2 separate regions of the Homo sapiens genome follow, and region 1 is linked to region 2. The links are chromatin contacts, found by Hi-C or POLR2A ChIA-PET in ENCODE. All regions are on one chromosome and are shown on one strand. The core of a region is the stretch at or near the end of the contact, and the rest is flanking DNA. Distances in the headings are between cores, read along the strand shown.

Region 1 (5,158 bases), core at 2,234-4,733, 45 kb after region 2:
CGAACTCATTAATTGCTAAACATCTAGATTTTGATGTTAAGAGCACAAGAGACTTGCATTTTGTTAACTTGTTTTTTTCTACACATCTATATTTTACTTTTTTCTTAATTCTTTAATGCAGTTAATTTTGGAAAATCTCAGACAGGTGAAAAGTACCTTGACACTGGAAGGAGACATAACCTGGAACAAATTCCTGTCTCTGCCACTTGCTAGCAATGTGACCTTGGCCAAATAGCTTAAATTTCCCAAACTTCAGCCTTCTTATGGATAAATTGGCACTAATAACCTGCCTCACAGAAATGTTATGAGCATTAAATGAGATGATAGATCTAAAGCACTTAACAGTGCTGAGTCTATCATAAGCGTTCAGTAAAGTAAACTACAGGTTGAGTATCTCTAATCCAAAATGCTTGGGACCAGAAGTGTTTTAGATTTTGGATATTTCTGGATTTGGGAATATTTGCATATATATAATGAGATATCTTGGGACTGGGACCCAATTCTAAACACGAAATTCATTTATTCTTCATATGCACCTTGTACACATAGCCTGGTAATTTTATACAATATTCTTAATAACTTTGTGCATGAAACAAAGTTTGTGTACATTGAACTATCAGAAAGCAAAGGAGTCACTATCTCAGCCATCCATGTGGGCCATCTGTGGTTGTTTGGCATCACCGTCATTCCTGACTGTGAATTTATATGGCCCCTATAAGCAATCATTTTCTTACACTTACACACATAAGTACTTAACACTAAAATATGACATACTATGAATACAGTGAAAACTAATGTGCTCAGGGTAACTAAGCAGCACAGTAGCATCACCAGAAGAGCTGGGATGCGGAATAGACTGCATGTTGTGTGCTTGTATTTTGACTGCGACCTGTCATGAGGTCAGGTGCAGAATTTTCCACGTGGGGCATCATGTTGGCACTCACAAAGTTTCAGATTTTGGAGCATTTCAGATTTTAGATTTTTAAATTAAAAATGTTCAACCTGTATGACTGTTGCTGTTAGCTGACCCTTCCGAGGTCATTTGTGGTGGCAGCTGAGGATTCTGCCTTATATGTTTTCAAAGGACCAGGGGGTTGCTGGTAGGTACAAGGAAGGAAGAAGCTGGGGAATAGCTGGGGATGAATAATGACCCTCTCCCTCATAGTACACATGTCCTCTTTCTTTCTTTCTTTCTTTCTTTCTTTCTTTCTTTCTTTCTTTCTTTCTTTCTTTCTTTCTCTTTCTTTCTCTCTCTCTCTCTTTCTTTCTTTCCTTTCTCTCTCTCTTTCTTTCTTTCTTTTTCTTTCTTTTTCGAAGTCTCACTCTCTCGCCAGGCTGGAGTGCAGTGGCACAATCTTGGCTCATAGCAACCTCCACCTCCCGTGTTTAAGCTATTGTCCTGCCTCAGCCTCCCGAGTAGATGGGACTACAGGTGAGCGCCACCATGCCCGGTTAATTTTTGTATTTTTAGTAGAGATGGGGTGTCACCATGTTGGCCAGGATGGTCTTGATCTCTTGACCTCGTGATCTGCCCGCCTCGGCCTCCCAAAGTGCTGGGATTACAGGTATGAGCCACCACACCTGGCCACGTGTCCTCTTTCTGATTACTTTGCTCCCTGCTCCAAACCAGGCCTCCTGTTTGATTTTGGTGACCCCAGTTTCTCATTAATATCCTCCTCAGAACTTTCCAATCAAGGCACTAAAATGAGTTGCAAAAAGCAACATATGGATTATTTTGAAGACTATTTTTTCTAGCTTTAGAAGCTGTGAATGTTGCTTGACTCACATACACCCCCTGTCCCCAAAATGGCAGGCGGAGGGTATGGATATCCCCATATCTCATGTCTCTTGTATACTGTGGGTGCCTGGCACAATACCTCACAGCCAGGAAGTAGGTGCTCACTGCAGGGTGGGAGAAAGATCAAAACACCAGGGAACTCATCTATAGTACCAGAGTCTCTCTGATGGAAGTCTATAAGAAATTTTGTTGAAAAAGTGAAGGGTTGGGCGAGGTGGTTCACGCCTGTAATCCCAGCACTTTGGGAGACCTACGTGGGTGGATCACTTGAGGTCAGGAGTTTGAGACCAGCCTGGCCGACATGGTGAAACCCTGTCTCTACTAAAAATACAAAAATTAGCCGGGCATGGTGGCAGGCGCCTATAATCCCAGCTACTTGGGAGGTTGAGGCACGAGAATTGCTTGAACCCAGGAGGTGGAGGTTGCAGTGAACCAAGATCTTGCCACTGCGCTCCAGCCTGGGTGACAGAGAGAGACTGTATCTCAAAAAAAAAAAAAAGAAAACATGGATATAAATTGGTATGGAAAGCCAGATGGTTGCAGATTTGTTGATTTCCAGTTCTCCCATAGATTTTATAGTGCTCATGACCAGCCATCCTCCTCCCTCCCTAGACAAACACACTTTCTGTTGGTCAGGTTGAGAGGCGACTTAAATTTAGAGAAATTTCACCCAGGAAATGCTCATATTGGGATGAACACATAGGACCCCCTGTTTCTTTTTACATCTTCTGTGTTAGCCCAGAAGAAGTGACAAAGAAGTGGCAACTTCATGCAGCGTATCCTCTTCTACCTCCCTTTTATATTTTTCTACTGGTGAGGTACAGCTGTCCCTTGGTGTCCATGGGGGATGGCTACAGGACCCCCTGACAGACACCCAAATCCAGGGATGCTAAAGTCCCTGATATACAATGGTGTTGTATTTGCATATAACTTACGGACGTCCTCCTGTATACTTTTTTTTTTTTTTTTTGAGACGGAGTTTTGCTCTTGTTGCCCAGGTTGGAGTGCAATGGCACGATATTGGCTCACCACAATCTCTGCCTCCCAGGTTCAAGCGATTCTCCTGCCTCAGCCTCCCAAGTAGCTGGGATTACAGGCACGCGCCACCATGCCTGGCTAATTTTGAATTTTTAGTAGAGACGAGGTTTCTTTATGTTGGTCAGGGTGGTCTTGAACTCCTGACCTCAGGTGATCCGCCCACCTTGGCCTCCCAAAGTGCTGGGATTACAGGCATGAGCCACCACGCCTGGCCTGTATACTTTAAGTTATCCCTTGATTTCTTATAATACCTAACACAATGTAAATGCTATGTGAATGGTTGTTACACTGTATTGTTGAGAGAATAATGACAAGAAAAAAGTCTGTACATGTTCAGTACAGTCATAATTTTTTCCTTCAAATATTTGGAAAATATTTGGAATATCTGTTGGTTGAATCCACAGATGCAGAATCCATGAATACGGAGGGCTGACTGCACTCATGTCTAGAGAAGGAAGGATTATGGCAGCTACTGAGACCTATCAATGGTTTTCTTCACTTTTAATACTGTTGAGGGAGTGGGTGGAATGAAAGCCGGAAGTGTCTGGGTGACAAACCAATGTTGAGGTACTTGTGGTTGCTTTTTGGATCACAACAGGCTGTCTGTTCTCCCCCTTCCTCCCCCACGTCCACCACATGGGTTCATATCTCAGACATGAACACATTCTTCAAATATTACATTCTAGGACATTCTTGCACCCCACACCAGCCTGCCCAAGGGACTTTCTGATCATGAATGAGAGCTTTCTTAACTAACAATATTCTTGACCATCTGTTCAGCTGGTCACTGAGAACATAAAGCAGATGCGTGCCTTCTCTCTCTCTCTCTCTCTCTCTCTCTCTCTCTAATCCTGGTCCCTGTAAAATTATAAGTGTAAAGATTTTCTGTGTATTGGATCTGAAAGAGAATGTACGCTGATACGTTTCACTGTGGATTTTTTTTTTTTTTTAAACTGTGAGATCTATGTGGCTGTGGGTCTAAGAAATGAAGGGATTTGTTTTTAAGTCCTGGGCTATTATGTATGTGTTTATGTTTATTATCATAGGCCACTTTGCATTTCTTGACATTAAAAAAGTAGATGTCTTGAGTTCTCTGTTTTTAACATTTAAAACTAACAGGGTTAATGGGAATGTCCACGATAGCAGGGCTGGGGACAGGGGTGTCACCTCAGTGTAAAAGCTGTAAAATTAAAAAGCTGGGCAAGTATCTGTGCCTGGATGGTTTCATGGAGCTGCAGGAATGTGTCTTCTGGAGATCCATTTCCTTGCTAAAGAAGGAAAAGGCTGGTGGAGTCAGCTGGATGGGACAAGTTCTGGGCAGCCATGCAGCTCTCTCAGATGGTGTTCCTGAGGGGAAGAGAGGGAGAGAAAGAGAGAGAGTGTGTGCGGAGTCTGTGCACACATGGGTCGTCTGCAGCAGCTCTTTCAGACAGCTTGTGAGAAACGCCAGTTGTTTTTGTCCTCCCAACAATGACAAGGTGCACAGTATGCATCCGATAGACAAAGGAGGCTTCAGAAGATGAGACCTAGGCGAGTGATCCTGGAAGCTGGAGTTCAGGGCAGAAAAATGCTGCCTTCCTCCTTAGGTGGCACATTATTATCTGCTGTGGGAAGTTTGGCAGTGCCCACGAAGACCCCAGCGCCACATTGCAAGGTGGCTGCAAGGCCAGACCTAGCTGTGTGGTTATTAGCACAGAGGAGGTTCCCCTCTGGAGAGGGAAGGGGCCTTTCTACTTCCTAATGATGTTTAATGGATGACTATCTTAACCAAAGGGAGAGGGGAAAAGTCATTTGTGTGTGTGCAAGTCTCAATCAAGTTCGAATAAAGATAATAAGCTAAAGTATGAAGAAGTTGCCTTAGGTAGGAGTCCTACCTTCTGAAGTGGCTCATCTGAAGGCATTTGTCCACTGAGTGTTGAGGCTTTAAAACTGTTCATTGTCACATAGGTGCCATTTGTAGTATTTCGAGGAGTTTTTATGATTCTGACTTGGGCTTTGCTGAACAAATTCAGTTTCATTTCGGTTCTTGGGTGTCAGTTGTAGAGATGCTACAAGGCAGTTTGTCTGCCTTTTCTTTGTGGGTTCTGCTTTCAGTTTTGAAGCTTTTCTCTTTTTGTTCTTCTAGAGTGTGTTCTACTTTATTCTGAATATCTTCATCAGTGAACTGAAAAAGTAAGCTCACCTTCAAAGAGAAGCATTTTAATGATGGCAAAACAGGCTTACTAAAGATTAAAATGAGATTGTCTGTAGGCCTCAAAACCAAAGTACTTGGGCTAAAATATGAAGAGATTTTTTCCCAACCATTTATTTTAACATGAATGT
Region 2 (4,838 bases), core at 1,356-3,855:
CTCCTGAAGTGAGTGGGCAAATGGTTACAATGCCATTTCAAGCGCACCTATTAAAAATTGTGGACTACAGTAACATCTTTTAAAGTGGTCTCTAGGAAGGGTTATGTAGTGGAAACTGAATAGGTTTTTCTATTGTGTGAGATTGGAAGTGAGAATAAGATCTTGAGGTTGACCTTATCGGGGTGAATTCTGAAAACGCCCATATACCACACCTGACTTTTGCCTTGAATTCTCTGGGGAATGCCACCATACCCCTTGCCTGTTAATGTATGTATTGAAGCTAGCTTTGACTGAAGCTGCTGCTTACTACCATTCCCCTGGCTAACAAGCCTACATTAATTTCCCAAATCCTTTGTCAAAAAAATGATTAGGTTGGTTTGAATGATTACACTTAGAATGTAGGATGCTGCATCCATTCTGTGTGTGCCGTCAGAGGCCTTGTGTGGGGGAGGTGAACAGAATCTAATCAACTTGGGTTACTTGATCAGAAGTGGCTCTTACGCATGTTATTTTTGCAATCGGAGAGAATGTTAGGCTCTCTTTCCCTGCTACAGCATGATCGTTTCCAATGGGCCATAATACTTTATGAATATTGACCAGAGGCATGAATCGAGGCTTTCCAAAATATATATTTTTAAATTTGAGATAGGATCTCACCATGTTGCCCAGGCTGGTCTTGAACTCCTAGGCTCAAGCAGTCCTCCTGCCTTCGCCTCCCAAAGTGCTGGGATTACAGGTGTGAGCCACCACACCAGGCCCCAAAATATTTTCAATGTTATATACTCTTGGTATCTGTATTTTCACCCTGGAATAGAGGTTCCACAAAGGTAGTCAAGGTTATGGTTCTGCTACCTCATCCTCATTTTCATTGTTTATTATTATTATTAGCTAATACTTATATGCTACTTACTATGTACTACACTGTACTAAGCATTTCATGCTTATTAGATCATTTAATCTTCAACCTAATGAGATAGGTGTATATATATATACAGATGAAGAAACTGAGGCGCAGAGAGGCTAAGTGACTGGATAAAAGTCATACAGCTAGTACACGGTAGGGCTGTGGTTTGGACCCAGGCATTCTGGTTCCAGAAGACTGCACTCAGGACTATTAATTTTTAAAAGATTGAACACGGTAGGGAAAAAAAAAAAACAAACCCACAAATATTTTAACCTGGGGGTTGGTTGTAGCTGATATCAGAGAGAACATTTTTTGTGGTGGTTGTCTAGCTGTAGGCTCTGAAGAAATGCCGGCTGTGGGTGTCATGATTCTCATTTTAGAAGATTAAAAAAAATAAATTTAGTGTGTTCTTTTAAGGTTTTATTTCTTTTGTGTATTTGCATATATTACCATGCGTGGTTATCTGTGAAAATCCTTAAAAATGTGTAACACAAATTACCCTTAGAATTACTAGATTAATCTTTCCTTCTTAATCTGAACTATTGACTTCTGATATTGTCTGATGTGCTTAGAGAAACTGTTGGGCTCCTTTGATAATCTCATGTTTTTGTAATTTTATTAAGGATATACCTATAATTTAGAAACATTTTATTTGTATTTTTATGAGACTTGGAAGGTGGCATCAGATTAGATCAATTTTTCTATTCTCTATTAATAATTTTGAGATTATATATACACATACGTATATATGTGTATATATATATATACCTGTATACACATACATACATACATATATATTTATATATTTTTTTAGACAGGGTCTCGCTCTGTCACCCAGGCTAGAATGCAGTGGTGCAATCATGGCTCACTGCAATATTTTGCAGTATAAAAAACTGATTTGGAATCCCTTGCTTTGTCTCTGATTAAGCATTTGTATATTTTCTTAAGGAAATAAATATTCTGTAAGTCATACTTTTAAAGTTATATAGTTAGAGTATGCTTAAAAACATAAAACCACATTAAAGTTTAACTTATTTTTGGAAGTTAGGTTTTAATGTGGTCAGCAGCACCAAGTAAAAGTGTAAATTTAGAAACAGCTTTTAAAAGTCTTACTTGAAAGAGAATAGTAAGTGTGTAAGAAAATACGAGGGAGATATTTGGATCAATATAATTAGGAACCCCAAACATTTGCTTTGGGTTATAGTAAATAAGATGCCAGATAATGGCTTTCCCCATAATTAGGATTTTGCTTGTAATAAGACCCTAAAAATCACCCCAGATCACACTAAGGGTAAAAGGAAGAGACTAGAGAAATCCCCATTTTGAGAACTTTAAAATTTTTCTAAGGAAGAGGAAATAGAGCTTTTTAAATTCTGCTGTGGAAGAGGAAAGACAGTCCAAGTCTGGAACTCAGCATGTTCTGCAAGCTAGAGATCTAACATGAGTGGAGGTCCTGGGTTAATAGTGAGAACACTCTGAGTGCTAGTATTACAGAAGGTGATCTCCATAGCTATACTCTGTGTCTGTATGTAAAGTGCCCTATGCTTTTAAAAAAATCTCATCTGTGAAGGGAGATGGAAACCCAAGTGCTGATCTTTTGTCATCAATAACAATCCCTAGTCACATCTTTACAAGGTAAGTGTTACCATTCATTTGGGTTGACTGTGTTTAGCTTTCTAAAAACCTGCTGCCATTTCAGTTGAGTGAAGCATGATTCACTTCCTGCCCTGTAGGGTATACACCAGCCTTAATGGTTTCGTCTGGATGTGGCCAGAGCTGTGGAGGATGGAGGGAATGGCAACTTTTGAAGCAGTGGGGTTAGAGGTTAGAGTGGCAGTCTCTAACGTGACTTTCTGAAGGAATTGAATCCAGGCAGTTGGCTCCACGTGACTTGTGTTCTCTTTTGTATTTCTTTGTCAGCCTCCCTGTCCTTTTACTGAAGTAGAATAGACACCGTCTTGGTTTCTGGTGATTGGCAATAGCCCTGAACATGCAAGAGAAATGTTCTCTATATAGGTGTCATTTTCAGGAGGGCTAGTTTTGAGTAAGGATCTTCCTGAATAGGAGCTGATTCCCTGGGGGCCCTGGATATTATAGAGTTGTTTTGAACACATGAACACATGAAAAAAGGTAAAGAATTCAGAAATTTAAGAACACAGTATAACTTGATTAATTTGAGCCCAGATGTTAATAATTTGTGGTATTGTCATAAGGCTTTTTGCCTTATATGAAGGAGTGCTTGTAAACAGACTAATAGTAAATAAAGCAGGCATGGGAAGGACATTTAACCTATTCAGCAAGATAAACTACTTTTATTTAGAATAATCTTTTTTAAAAAAGGGAAACAATGAAATAATTGCAAATAAAATTACCAACTAAAGGATCTTAAAGGACATTTATTTGGCAAATATATGTACTCTATATATTTGTATATACTTAAAAGTAATTCCAATTTTCTATTATTCCATGTCACCTTCCACTAGTGTGAATTAGTAAATATTTTCTATATTTAAATAGACATTTTCATTTTCAGTTTCTTTGTATTTGGTGGGAAAACTTTTTATATTCAAACCTAATTGAAAAAGAATGATTTTTACATTATAAAAAAGAATCTTAATTTCACAAAAATTTGACCTTAATATTCATCTAATGGTAAGATTTTGCCCTACAAATGTTTTGCAGAGACATGTCAATTGGATAAATTGAGTACACTTGCTTTTTGCTCTTTATGTACCTGTTTCCAATTCCAGATTAAGGAATGTTTTGTATGTGTCCAGAGTCACCAAAAAATGAACTTATGTACCTGCTCTTAAGTCTCTCACTTGCTTCTGAATATCTGTAGTCCTGGGGTCTGCTGAAGGCACTGATCACCTCCCAGATCAGTCTTGGTGTTAGTCTCCTGCACTCATTAATTTGTGTTATTGTGGATGAAAATATTTACTCTTATGCATTAATTTGCATGACCACATAAAAATTATAAGGGATATTTGTGGCTTTGCATATTTCATTTGTTTATGAATTGCTCATTGAGAGCAGTTTCTTTCTAGCCATAGTTTTATTTTAGAAGTGAAAATTGAGAGTGAAAGCATTTGTGTTAATTGAGAGTGAGCACTTGAGTTTCAGGAGGAAGAGAAAGAAGTAATTTAAGACTTAAAAATAAAATGTATTGTTATGAGCTATGAATAACTCAAAAATAGTGCTAACTCATATGGAAGTTTTTATGGGATAAAATCTTTGAGTAGAAAGGTAATGAACTGAAAACAAATTATTTTACATATCTCCATAGGACAAATGTTTAATAAAACTTCAGCAGCATAATTAGGGCATTGTATTAAAATGAGACTTCATGTGTCTTGTCCTGAGGAATGTTATGGTTCTATAGGATATGAATTCAGAGCTTTTATTTAAATAGGGCAATTTGTTTATGAGTTGAATGAAGTTATAATGTACTTTTACTGTTGAACATCTTAGTGCAAAAGAATTGGGGCAACTGTAAATTTTAACACTCATTCAATATTTGATGATATTAGGGATTATTATTAAATATGTTTTAGATGTGATAATGGTATTATGGCTATATTGTTGAAAATAGGCCATAACTTTTAAAGGTACACTCCACAGTATTCACAGATATAAGTTCTGGCATGTGCTTTCTATAATATGGAAAGGGAATGTGGGTTTGGGGTATGGATGAAACAAGATAGGCCATGAGTTGAAACTGGTCGCTGGCAATTTATTACATTCTGGCAACGCTTGTATGTTTGAAATTTTGAACAATCCAAAGTTTCTTAAAAGACATACGTGTATACACCCGGCTTATTGGGGAGAAATACATTGATACTTAGTCAAAGGTACGGAGGGTTTCAAGAGAAAGAGTTGCCTAAAAATATCAGAGGTTTGATTGCACTGCAATTATATGCAGCTATATACAGCT

Evidence for each region. Hi-C counts contacts between places; a loop is a spot of excess contacts on that map. ChIA-PET counts read pairs that join two places held with the same protein, here RNA polymerase II (POLR2A). Pooled maps may share reads with other maps.
Region 1: a loop to region 2 is called in a map of naive thymus-derived CD4-positive, alpha-beta T cell, with 2.1 times the contacts of the local background. The contact joins two enhancer-like sites. A Hi-C loop is called at or near these places in 2 of 168 maps with a recorded cell type or tissue (Caco-2 and naive thymus-derived CD4-positive, alpha-beta T cell), 6 of 37 single-sample maps with no recorded cell type and 11 of 50 pooled maps. POLR2A ChIA-PET finds 5 or more read pairs at or near these places in 10 of 52 experiments (CD4-positive, alpha-beta T cell, OCI-LY7, Panc1 and 6 more).

The regions. Positions count from the first base shown.
Region 1 is chr4:140,070,281-140,075,438 of GRCh38, reverse strand. The region is part of intron 1 of MAML3 (mastermind like transcriptional coactivator 3); the gene reads left to right. Among named protein-coding and RNA genes, the nearest start is that of MAML3-AS1, 55 kb to the left of the region's middle. Within about 2 kb of position 3,483, at least 7 of the 41 ENCODE cell types and tissues checked have a DNase peak (open chromatin) inside an H3K27ac peak, as active enhancers do.
Region 2 is chr4:140,114,483-140,119,320 of GRCh38, reverse strand. All of the region lies in intron 1 of MAML3 (mastermind like transcriptional coactivator 3), which reads left to right. Among named protein-coding and RNA genes, the nearest start is that of MAML3-AS1, 11 kb to the left of the region's middle. Within about 2 kb of position 2,605, at least 3 of the 41 ENCODE cell types and tissues checked have a DNase peak (open chromatin) inside an H3K27ac peak, as active enhancers do.